4 separate regions of the Mus musculus genome follow, and regions 1, 2 and 4 are each linked to region 3. Evidence: chromatin contacts called from ENCODE Hi-C data. All regions are on one chromosome and are shown on one strand. Each heading gives the region's core, a stretch centred on a gene start or an enhancer-like site at or near the end of the contact. The rest is flanking DNA. Distances are from core to core; before and after follow the strand shown. Region 1 holds the start of Cep295 (centrosomal protein 295). Region 2 holds the start of Slc36a4 (solute carrier family 36 (proton/amino acid symporter), member 4). Region 3 holds the start of Chordc1 (cysteine and histidine-rich domain (CHORD)-containing, zinc-binding protein 1). Region 4 holds the start of Zfp560 (zinc finger protein 560).

The links. Hi-C counts contacts between places; a loop is a spot of excess contacts on that map.
Region 1: a map of heart shows a loop between it and region 3 (8-fold over the local background). The contact joins the promoter of Cep295 here to the promoter of Chordc1 in region 3. A Hi-C loop is called at or near these places in 11 of 37 maps with a recorded cell type or tissue (Patski, T-helper 1 cell, T-helper 17 cell and 4 more).
Region 2: a map of left cerebral cortex shows a loop between it and region 3 (2.3-fold over the local background). The contact joins the promoter of Slc36a4 here to the promoter of Chordc1 in region 3. A Hi-C loop is called at or near these places in 2 of 37 maps with a recorded cell type or tissue (T-helper 1 cell and left cerebral cortex).
Region 4: a loop to region 3 is called in a map of v-Abl transformed pro-B cells, with 7 times the contacts of the local background. The contact joins the promoter of Zfp560 here to the promoter of Chordc1 in region 3. A Hi-C loop is called at or near these places in 4 of 37 maps with a recorded cell type or tissue (T-helper 17 cell, T-helper 2 cell and v-Abl transformed pro-B cells).

Annotation. Positions count from the first base shown.
Region 1 is chr9:15,356,472-15,359,171 of GRCm38, reverse strand. Cep295 (centrosomal protein 295) reads left to right here and starts at 1,384. Exons shown (of 27, transcript NM_176976.4): 1 at 1,384-1,546. The coding sequence starts at 1,429.
Region 2 is chr9:15,708,370-15,711,069 of GRCm38, reverse strand. It overlaps Slc36a4 (solute carrier family 36 (proton/amino acid symporter), member 4), which reads right to left and starts at 1,332. Exons shown (of 11, transcript NM_172289.5): 1 at 1,233-1,332. The coding sequence starts at 1,278.
Region 3 is chr9:18,290,860-18,293,559 of GRCm38, reverse strand. It overlaps Chordc1 (cysteine and histidine-rich domain (CHORD)-containing, zinc-binding protein 1), which reads right to left and starts at 1,293. Exons shown (of 11, transcript NM_025844.2): 1 at 1,100-1,293. The coding sequence starts at 1,163. Gm51667 (a long non-coding RNA gene) reads left to right here and starts at 295. Exons shown (of 4, transcript XR_003948105.1): 1 at 295-485; 2 at 856-1,375.
Region 4 is chr9:20,383,873-20,386,572 of GRCm38, reverse strand. Zfp560 (zinc finger protein 560) reads left to right here and starts at 1,415. Exons shown (of 7, transcript NM_001004190.3): 1 at 1,415-1,556.

The DNA.
Region 1 (2,700 bases), core at 135-2,634, 2.9 Mb after region 3:
AATGTATAGGCTGACACTCTCTCACCCTACTGAGCTTGCTCTGATCCCTCCTGGTTTCCTATTCAAAACAGAACATGTCTCAAGCTCAGATTTCCACTTGAGTACTTTCTGCCCAAGACGCCAGCTGGGTAGAGCTGTCCAGTCATCAGGTCAGCAAATGACAGAGGGGTGTCAGGCAACTGAACCAAAAGTGCTTGCTACACCTCTTCTTCCAGACTTGCGACCAAGTGAACATGCCTCTGCTGGGAATGGTGCATGAGTTTAATGCAGATGGATCTCCTTATGGCAAGGCCTGAGGAGTTGGGTCCCCACATGGCAAAGACCTATGGGATATTGGAACAGAATCTCCTGGCCTTTCCCCAAGGAATGCTTGGTTCGCTTTTGCCTTGCATTTGTGTGTTTGACTTTGTTATTGGAAGTATTTGCTTTTACTTTGTTTGTGACAGATGTTTCTCTAGAATCAGAAAGTTTGGACTGTGATTCATTCCTATTTGTCTCTGAGGCCATGAAAGTGGAATAGACCACTACTCCTGTGTTTGTTAATAATGATGCGGTTGGTCAACAAGAGGGCCTAGTCTGTGTACACCAGCTAACATCCAGATGTTCTCTCCTTATGGTTACTTAGTTCCAACAATTTGCCCTACAGTGCTGTTCCAAACAATAGTTACATGGGTATTAAAAGCTTAAGAAGGTCTTTCTGGATTGTTGGTTCCAAGACTTAACAGGAATATTCAGAGGTTACACCAAGCAAGGATGAGCAACTGACTCGGTTTACTAATTTGCCCTGGGCACTAGAGGAATGAGATTTCCTAAGGGGACAGGCTAGGTGTCAATAATTAAATCAGAATTTCTCGGGTATGTAGTTTATCGCCTCTCTGTACTGTATCCTCAATTGGTTATGTATCAATGTGCTGGGTTAGATATTAGCCACGTGCTCAATCTATATTTCATCTTTCTTGATACTGTTCATGGGTTAGCAGGAAACCGTGGCGACTGAGAAGGAAGTACAGTGTGCACTTGGTTGAACATAGGAAGTTCTTAAAAGAGACGTGGAAAACTAGATGTATAAATAAAGGTAGTCTGAGTTGTCTCGGTGTCAGAGTATAGTATGTGAACTGCACTTCCTGGTCCAAGTCTTCCGCCGATTCCACACATCCTCCTTCATGTTCTGAACCCGACCCAGGATTGACTGCCGGCGACAAAACACCACAGAGCAAGTGGGACAAGACCCTGACAGTTGAGAGGGATAATGGCCCGTTGCGCAAGCTGCGCGTGCGTGCGTGCGTGCGTGCACGTGGGCGGGGCTGCGCGTGCGCCGAGCTGGAGGTGGGCGGGGGCTTGGCACGGCGCGGCCTTCCGGGCGGCCCCTGCGGAGGCGGTCCTAAGCTGGTTCCCGCCGTCCGATCCCGCCATTGGCGGGCCGTTTGAATGACGGAAGTGACGAGAGCCGGGTCATGGCTGTCCCGCAGGTACCCAAACGGCTGCTGGGTAGCCGGCCGGGTGCGGGTGCCTGTGTGTCGTGAGGCCAGACCACACACGCTGTCAGGTGAGTGACGGAGGCCCGCCAGGGTTCTTCTGGCTGGCCGCGAGCAGGCTGGCGAACCTTCCGGCCCTTTAAACCGCCCCGAGGCCGGCCCTACAGAGAGCTCGGCCTTTCTGAGGCATCCGCCACCCGTAGCTCTTCTGGTACTCTTCCTACACTCAAGCTATGAAAAAAATGGCAGTCTCATTCGAGAGTGTTAGTTCACCCTGTAATCCCAGCACATGCAAGGCAGTGCTGAGGCAGGAGAAATGCCTCGTGTTCAAGACCAGCCTAGGCAATAAACCCTACAGCAGCGAATGGTTGTCGTCAGTCTTACATTAGAATGTGTTCGGCGGTTGGGTAGTAATTAAGCCACACGTACATATAGTACAGCCACGTGTGGTGGCTATTACCCCCTTACACGGAATAAAGTTAACAAGGCCCAAGGGATTTGAAACTTGGCTTCTGCCTTTTGCTAATGAATGGCTCTTGCATCCACATCTATTAATTTTTTGGTTACTGTGTGTCAGATACTGCCTAATCCTTAGAAGGAAATCTATCAAGATAAGCCCTACTGTGTCCATCATTATTGGACACTTAAAACACAGAACTTGAAGAGTCCACATGGGTAGAAATGACTAGTGAACAAGCCAGGTAACAGGATTCTACTTAATAGATGCAGGAGGAATACTTGTCTCCTATGGAGGACAACTTAAAATGTTCCTCTCTTGGAGCCTCAACCATCCTCAGGAGTATTTTCTTAAGAATTCAGTGGAGTGTATTGGAAAAGGCTTTTTTTGTTTTGTTTTGTTTTCCGAGACAGGGTTTCTCTGTGTAGCCCTGGCTGTCCTGGAACTCACTCTGTAGACCAGGCTGGCCTCAAACTCAGAAATCCACCTGCCTCTGCCTCCCGAGTGCGGAAAAGGTTTTCAATTCAAGCAATTACTACTGTTTGACATTTGTTCTTCGATGAAGTCATGACTGGGTCTGCCATGTAGTACTGTATATGGATTAGTCACTTTCTCGTTCAGTCCACGCTGAATTATTTATAAGATGCAAGACAGTTTTTTAGACAAAAGAGATGAGGTGATGAATAAGATCATACTTGTCCTGACCACAATTGTGATAAAGAATTCTCTGTGAAAAGGAATGGTTTCAAGCTGGGCATGGTGGCGCAC
Region 2 (2,700 bases), core at 83-2,582, 2.6 Mb after region 3:
CCACACTGGCCTAGAACTCACTGTGTGGCATAGGCTGACAGCCCGCTTGCCTCAGCCCCATAACACTGGGTTTGCAAGTGTGTACTGCTACCACACCAGCTTTATACATGCTAATGATAACATACTATCCCGCTCCTGCCAATCTCCTCACAGCTCAACAACATGGGTTGAACTGAAGAGTCTCATAAACTTGAGTTTGTAGTAACAAGGCCCTGCCTTAGGCAAGAACAATTGCAAGACAAAAGAACTTGCCTCCCTGAATTCTAGTGTGGATCAAGTAGTCATTGGCTAGCATAGTATACAGCACCCTGCTTGACAGTCTGTTCTCAATGAAAGTTAGACTTAGAATTTCTACCTTTGTTGAAAACAACCATGAAGTGTTGGCACATTATTATAGGCATGCCAGTCTATAAATTACTTCAAAGTATGTTTTAATTTAATCTCTTTCTTTAAGAAATATTTCTTAACACAGTGTGCTGCTAGGAGGACATCTTTCTATCCTGATCCTGGCTTCTGTTTTCTTTCTGGCAGTAGTAAACAGAAGCAAGCCTTCCAAAACCATGGAAACAGAGCGCTCAGGGCCTGTCAGAGCCCAGGTACGTGCTATTTTTCAGGCAGCAATGTCCCGTTAGAACAGCTGCGCAGCGAGGAGTCAACGGAGGCTTCAGCTGGAGATGCCCAGAGTTGAGATCCAGGCTCAGAAAAGAAAACAATGATAACTTCCTTAAAGCATCCTGGAAAAAAACAGAGTGGCAGCAGTTCCCGCCTCCCTTTGACGTGGACAAACGGGGCGACTCCCCGCACTGACGCACAGTGCTACAAGCACAGGCCCGTGGACAGACAGATGGACAGAATGACAGGCATACAAAGACTGACAACTCAAAGGCAGACAGACCTCACACTCGGTGCAGCGACCTGCAAGGCCCCGCCAGGCCTGGGGACCACTGTTCTGTGCTGGTCCTAGAGGAACTCACGCCAGCCAGGGTCCTGGGACCCACCAGCCTCTGCCTGGAGTCTCTGCATACGCCGTCACCCCGCCATCCCGCCATCCCGCCACCCTAGTGCTCAGTGCGCGCGCAGAGACACCCCCACCCCCTACCCCCCCCACGGCCAGGCGCGCGAGACACCGGGAGCCCGGATGCCGCCGCAGCGGACGCGAAGGCCGACGCGCCCTCACTGCGAACGCGGGAGACGCCCACGCCCCGGGTTGGGTCAGGCCGGCAGACACCCACCGAGCTCCTCGCATCCCGCCGTCTCCGCCGGCGCCGGCGCTTCCATCCCTCGGGGGTCTCCAGGTCGCCGCCGCCCGCTCTGCCGGCCGCACCGCCGAGCATGCGCAGAGCCGCCCCGAGGGGCGGGGCCCGGGCTGGCCTTGACCGTAGCCCACGCGGGTCTGCGCCTCGGGGTGACAGGCGCGGCGCCTACAAGCTGAGGAGCGATCCTCTGAATCCCCGGGCTTCGCATGCCGGAAGAAAGGGCCTCGGACCACGCAGAAAGCAGGCAGACTGCAACTCCCGACGACCGACTGGCAGTGTTCCTCCACCCCAATTGACACTAACAAACGCAGCTAGATGTAGGCTCCTGCACTGGCATCTTAAAGACAGCTAACACTAGGGTTAAGGCAAAGAGGGAAGTGTCGACATCCACTATCAGGCACTACACTACATTGTCATATGGTTCTTTGGTCATATGAGAGACAGCGCAATGCAGTCTGTAAGTCACTGTGCCACTGTCCACACAAAGGGTAAGACCCTTCGGTAGCACCACCACCAACAACAACAACAACAGTAAGCCAATGAAGGCAGGGGAGGGATCTGCCACTGCAGCAGGGATTCTCAGTCTGCATACGAAGCTGGCTTGCGGAAACCGTTTCAGCCTGCCTATTAAGTATTGCCTACTTTCAACTTTAAAGTGGCTTCACTATCTGCTGACTTCCAGAAGGAGGGGCACCTTCTCCCTATCATCGGAACAACTCTATGGGTGGACCTAGGAAATGCAATGACAGTACCTGGAAGAGCCCTCACTGTTGCTAACAACATGACCTTTACTGCAATATCTTTGTTTACTCTTCGTGACTGACTCATCCAACTGAAAGCTAAGAAAGACAATGGTGCGTGAGTTTAACTTACTTTGAAAAGGCTCCACACTGTGCTAACAGAGGTTTTTTTTTTTTTTTTAAATAAATATATGGCATGGACTGCCTTAGTTAGGGTTTCTATTGCTATGATAAAGCACCATTGACCCAATGCAACTTGAGGTGGAAAGAGTTCACTTCAATTGGAAGTCCATCACTGTGAGGACAGGAACTCAGGTCAGGAACTGAAGAAGCCATGGAGGGATGCTGCTTACTGGTTTGCTCTGTGTGGCTTGCTCACACTGCTTTCTTATAGCACCCAGAAACGGCTCCTCATTGCCGGCACTGAGCTGGGCCCTTCATCAATGAAGACAATACTACCACAAGCTTGTCCTCAGGCCAATATGGAGGCATTTTCTCAATTGGGGTTCTCTCATTTCAGATATATCTAGAATTGTATCAACTTTGCAAAATACAACCTGCACATTTACAAAAGAAAACTAGAATGGCTCGGAAAGGTGAGGACGCAGCAGCCAAAAGCAGAGCAACGGACAAGGGAAACTGAGGTCTGGGATCCGTCCAGCAGCTCTGGACTCTCTAGTCAGGAAGTTGAGAGAAAGGCAGCA
Region 3 (2,700 bases), core at 44-2,543:
TCCCTTGATGTATGTGCCCCAAATTGATGACTGTCTATTTTTTCGTGGCTTTCCTAGCCTATGGTTCCATTTCACACACACAAAGACAGATAAACTTCCAACAACAAGCTGGTATCTCTCCTGAACTTTGGTCAGGAATTTAGTACCCTAAAAATATTGCCTCAGGCTACAATGCATCAATGTATTCAGTACTGAAGTAGAATATGTACATATCATGACAGTTAAACGTGTGTTCATACACTGGCTTCGCTGCATCTTTCCCTTTAAATCCTGTCCCAGTCTCATTTTGAAAGAAGCTACCAGTTTACTTGTGTACCAAGATCATTATCTAAGGAACTGGTCTTAACCTCTTTTACAAAGCTGAACTGTGTTATTAACACGTGGTGTTCCAGTCTGTGATGAAATACTTCAGTGTGGTTCAGTTATATAATGAGTATATATGAATGGATATAAAGACCATACTATACATACTAGATGAATCGGAGGTAAGTGTTGTTTATTCCTGCAATAGCCCAGTTATCTGCATAAATACTCCACTCAATAATGAGATTCATTCACACCTCTGGTTTCACCCAGCATAGGTGCTTGCTTTCATTGTGCATTCCAAATTTGACCACACTGGCTTTTGGAACAGCACTTGGGGATCATTTTATGCTGGAATAGCGTAGTTTAAAACTGCAGGCCCCAGTAAAAGTATGCCGAAAACGTTATTGTGGAACGGATGTGTAACAGTCATTTCCGGAGCCCAGCACGGTTTTTTAAAAAGCAAGTAATTTGACAAGTGACAACACGCTTTCCACTAGTACTCAAACGCAACAAGAAGTCTAATAGTGTGCACCTCTTTATACCTCTTAGGCCCAGGAATCACGGCGGTGACAGTGTAAACCGGGTCTGGATAGCCTAGAATTGAGCAAGTGCAGGGGATGCCCACTGAGGAATGAGGGGCGCCGGGGACACCGAAGCGCCCGGCCCTGCGCTCCCAGAGAGGGTGAGAGAGCTGGGAGGCTCCGGGGGACCGCAAGAGGTGAAGCCAGGTGAAGGAGGCCAAGGGTCCGGAGAGGGAGGCCTGGAGAAAGCTGCCGGCCACGGTCCTCCTTACCGTCCGAGTTGGCCTCTGGGTCGAAACGCTGGCCACAGCCGCGGTTGTAACACAAGAGCGCCATTCCGTCTTCTCGGCGAAATCCACACCACCCGGGACTAGAAGTGAATCACCGCAGCAATCACCAGCACTACTGTTCAGGCCGCAGCTAGCTTCCGGAAGCCGCCGGTACTGCTTCAGGAATTTTCCCGAACGTTCCGGTTGCACAGGCGCAGAAGAGACCGGAAGACGGGCCAGCGTCGGGCGGTGGACAGATTTCCTACCGGACTGCCACAGGTGAGCACAGTCGGGTGGATCCGGACAGTTATAGATGAGACACCAGGGGAGGAAGCGGAAGACTCGGCGAGCGGCGATCTCTTTGTGTTCCACCCCGCATTCTCCCGGCGTGCTTTGTGTTGCGCGGCACGCCGAGTTCACTGCGCAGCCGCGGTCGCTTGCCAGAGGGTAATTGAGGGGTGAGGTCCGCCCCTTTTCCCGGTCCCTCGGTCCAGGTTTATGCAGCGTCAGAACCTATGCTCTTATGCTCCTCTAGAACTGCGTCAGTTACCAAAAATTGAGGTTAAGTCGTCTTACAAAGACAGGACTTTAGAATGAGCAAAATTATGTTTTGAGTGCAGTCCTAGAGTCAATCACAATTCTAAATTGAAATTTCACGTTAGTCATCACGTAACCTACATTCAATCTTTCAGTAGGTCTTGTGACATTTTTAGTGTGCAAAACACATTATTACATTAATAGGCAACTTGCAAACAGTATGGTCCTCAGCACATGCTTTCTATATGATGCTTTTGAAATAGCAGACTGTTTTGATGACGGAAAGTAGTTGTAATTTACCAATAATCCCAAGTTTATTAATGAAGATCTATTCACAACCTTCCTAATCCCAATAATAAAAGTATTCTCATTTTCTGTATCTCTTTTTATGCCTAGAAATATCAAACTTATGTGTTACAACAAAAAATATAATGTATTTATTTAAGCTAATAGAATTTTCATTTTATGCCATTGTTAAGTCATTTATAGTCATTGTTATGAATGTGAAAAAATATAACGTAAAAGCAAAATTCTAGGCCTTTAGGCCCAGGCTTGAGAATGTGACCTCTATGACTCAATGCTCCAAGGGATGCTAATCATAAAACAGCAATATTCCTCCACCCACCAGCTTCCTGGGTTCAAGGAGTGTTCATTCAAAGAAAGTCACCCTGACCCACCCTGACCATTGCTGGAACCCGCTATGCAAATGTGCTATTGTTAGGGGCTCTTAGAAACTGTCTTGAGAAATAATCCCCACAATTACCAGGTATTCCTTGTGACTCTTGTGACTGCACTTCTTTGTGACTCTTAACTGGTATTTTTGGTATTTTCCAACAATGCCCTCCCCACCTCCTTGAGTTGTGGTTTCTTCCTTTAAATACCCCTTTACCCAGCTACTCAGGGCGCCATGGTCTTCTACCCCTGCATGGTGTATGACTGTGAGCACTCTTGAATTAAAAGTCCTCTTGCAGTTTGCAGCGAGACAGTTTCTGGTGAGTGATTTGGGGTGTCGCCTCTCCTGAGTCAGAACATGGGGGAGTCCTCATGTTGTGGGTCTTTCAAAAGAT
Region 4 (2,700 bases), core at 166-2,665, 2.1 Mb before region 3:
AGTGGCAGGTACTATATAAATGTCATGATAAGGGTCATAAGGAACAGATTTCATTTTCTAGGCTCTTTGCTCTCTAGACCACTCCCATTCTCAAGAGTGCTCCTCACCCCCTTTAAGCCCTTTCCTTCCTTTCTTTCTCTTGTGTGTGACCCTATATTCCTGACTAGTTTGAAACTATTTATGTAGACTTGACTGGACTCAACTCACACTGTTTCCGACTCTTGCAAACTCTGAATTTAAAAAAGTGTGGGTCTCAAAAGAGTCCGGTCCCCAATGAAGGAGCTAGAGAAAGGACCCAAGGAGATGAAGGGGTTTCCAGCCCTATAGGAGGAATAACAATATGAACTAACCAGTACCCCCAGAGCTCCCAGGGACTAAACCACCAACCAAAGAGTACCCATGGTGGAACTCATGGCTCCAGCTGCATATGTAGCAGAGGATGGCCTAGTTGGTCAGCAATAGGAGGAGAGGCCCTTTGTCCTGTGAAGGTTCTATGCCCCAGTTTAGGGAATGCCAGGGCCAGGAAGCAGGTGTGGGTGGGTTGGTGAGCAGGGGGAGGGGAGAAAGGATAGGGGGTTTTCGGAGGGGAAAGCAAGAAAGGGGACATTTGAAATGTAAATAAAGTAAATATCTAATAAAAAAAGTGTGGGTCACTATGCCTGGTCCCAATTTTCTTTTAGTTATTATTTTGTATAATGTGGTTAAGAGTGCAGGTGCACGTGTGCCGGCCTGAGGACAACTTGTGGAAGTTCGGCTCGCTCATCGGGTCTTGAACTGAGGTTATCATCAGGCTTGGAGGCAAGCTTCTTTACTCTGTGAGCCATCTCATCCACCCTACTTTCCTTTTCGTAATAAACTGTCTTTACTTCGAAAGGCGTGTTTCTCGTCTAATTCTGTGACTAGAGACACAAGTACCTGGATACTTAAGTGGGTGCATTAAGGCTCACAAACCTAACAGGAGCAACACTGGGTGACGTGTGCGCTTTGACAGGTCTGTCCTGTGTCCACACGGGCACAACTCCAGTCGTTGGTCTGGTTGTCAGGCCAGCAGTCTCTAAATCGAGTTGGGGTAAAGCCACTCTTGGGGCAGGAATCGGTAACTGCCCTGCCTGAAGGGGCGTAAACTCAGGGTAAACTGAAGCGCCCGAAGCCGGAGGACACTTAAGTCGAAGAAAACAGCAGTGACATCAGCCGCCCTCCGCAGTCTCTTACGCTCCAGCCCTTGGTTGCAGAGTTCTTTTTCCATCTCTGTGGTCGTCAACTTGTATGAGACGCTGGCGACACTAAATAAATTCTTGCTCTGAACGTCTTCCAAACAGCCCGCGCAGTGGTCGGAACTGGTCCTGCAGCCCCAGGCCGGGAGCGGAAGTGCCGTTGGCGGTGTTACCTTCCGACTCTTCCGGCGCGAGCTCTAGGGTGTGAAGCTCCTTTGTTCCTCAGAGGCGGGGTCCGCCCCTCGGCGGCTGCACTTCCTCGGGCTGTGCGGGCCAGCGCGGCCGGAACCTCCGCTGCGCGCTTGGTTCTCTGTCTTTATTTTCAGGAATTGGCGAGTTCAGGTGAGTGCGAGGTGAAAGCTGTTGAGAGGGCTTTGCCACCTTGTATTTACAAACGCGTGTGTCGTCAGAAATACGGCATCCTCTTCGCACGTCCCTTATTTGTTTCCAACACTTAGTTACATTTGGGTAGAAAGCCATCTCTTTAGTTGTCGGTGTGCTTGTAAACGCGTGTGTACTGGAAAAACAAAAAACAACAAACAAAACCTTAAACCAGTATTCACTCATTGTAGCGGAATTTCTTAGGCCCTACCTACAGGATTCAAAACAAGGACCTGTAGGAGGAATGGGTGGAGACTATTGAAGTATTCGGGTTGATTTATTTCTGCAAAAAATGTTTGGGTGAGTTGTGTTGATGGAAAAAAAAAATAGCTCTGGCCTTAAAGGAAATAAAAGTTGATCCTGAACCAAATAATGACAATGACCAGAAAAATATGTGTTTCCCCAAAATAACATGTTCCATTGTGGAAGTGGTTACATGACTTATTAGTGTTTTTATTTATTTATTTATGGGTGTTTTATTTGGTCATTTCTTGTATATGTGGATAGTTGGTTATGGCAAAGCGACAAAATTCAGCCTATATTCTTGGGCAGCTTGTAGCAATTGGAGAAGCTTAATATTTAATAAAGGAAATAAATATGAGACTGCAAATTGATGAAGACTCAAAGTTGAGGGCTATATTTTTCCTGTCTTTGTATGGTAATAGGTAAAATAAAGAAAAAAATGGCGATTTAATCCAAAAATACTAGATGTTGGAGTTAGTGATGCTGAAGGGAGTGGGAAATAGTCATCTCTCCCTCTTCCTAAAGTATTAGCGAGTGTTGGGACTGCCTTTTTCAGTGTGTCACCTGAGTCTCTTTGGAGATCATTGTTCTTGTTTGTTAGGATTGACAGAGGCAGTATGATAATGAAAGAGAGAGGAGACCTCAGCAGAAGGAGGTTGTCCTTTCCTGGGAAGGTGGAGAGTGTGTGTCGAGGGGCTTGGGGTTTGAGAGGGCAGAAAAGAGACTGGAAATTTCATCTGTATGTTTGTTCTTTGTAGTCTTAGGACGGAGACATGCCAGTAGTTGCTTTATCATATGTTGAGTGTTTTTGTAAGGTTTTCCCTGGCTCCTGACTGCAGATCATGTTCTCTTCAGTGTTGGC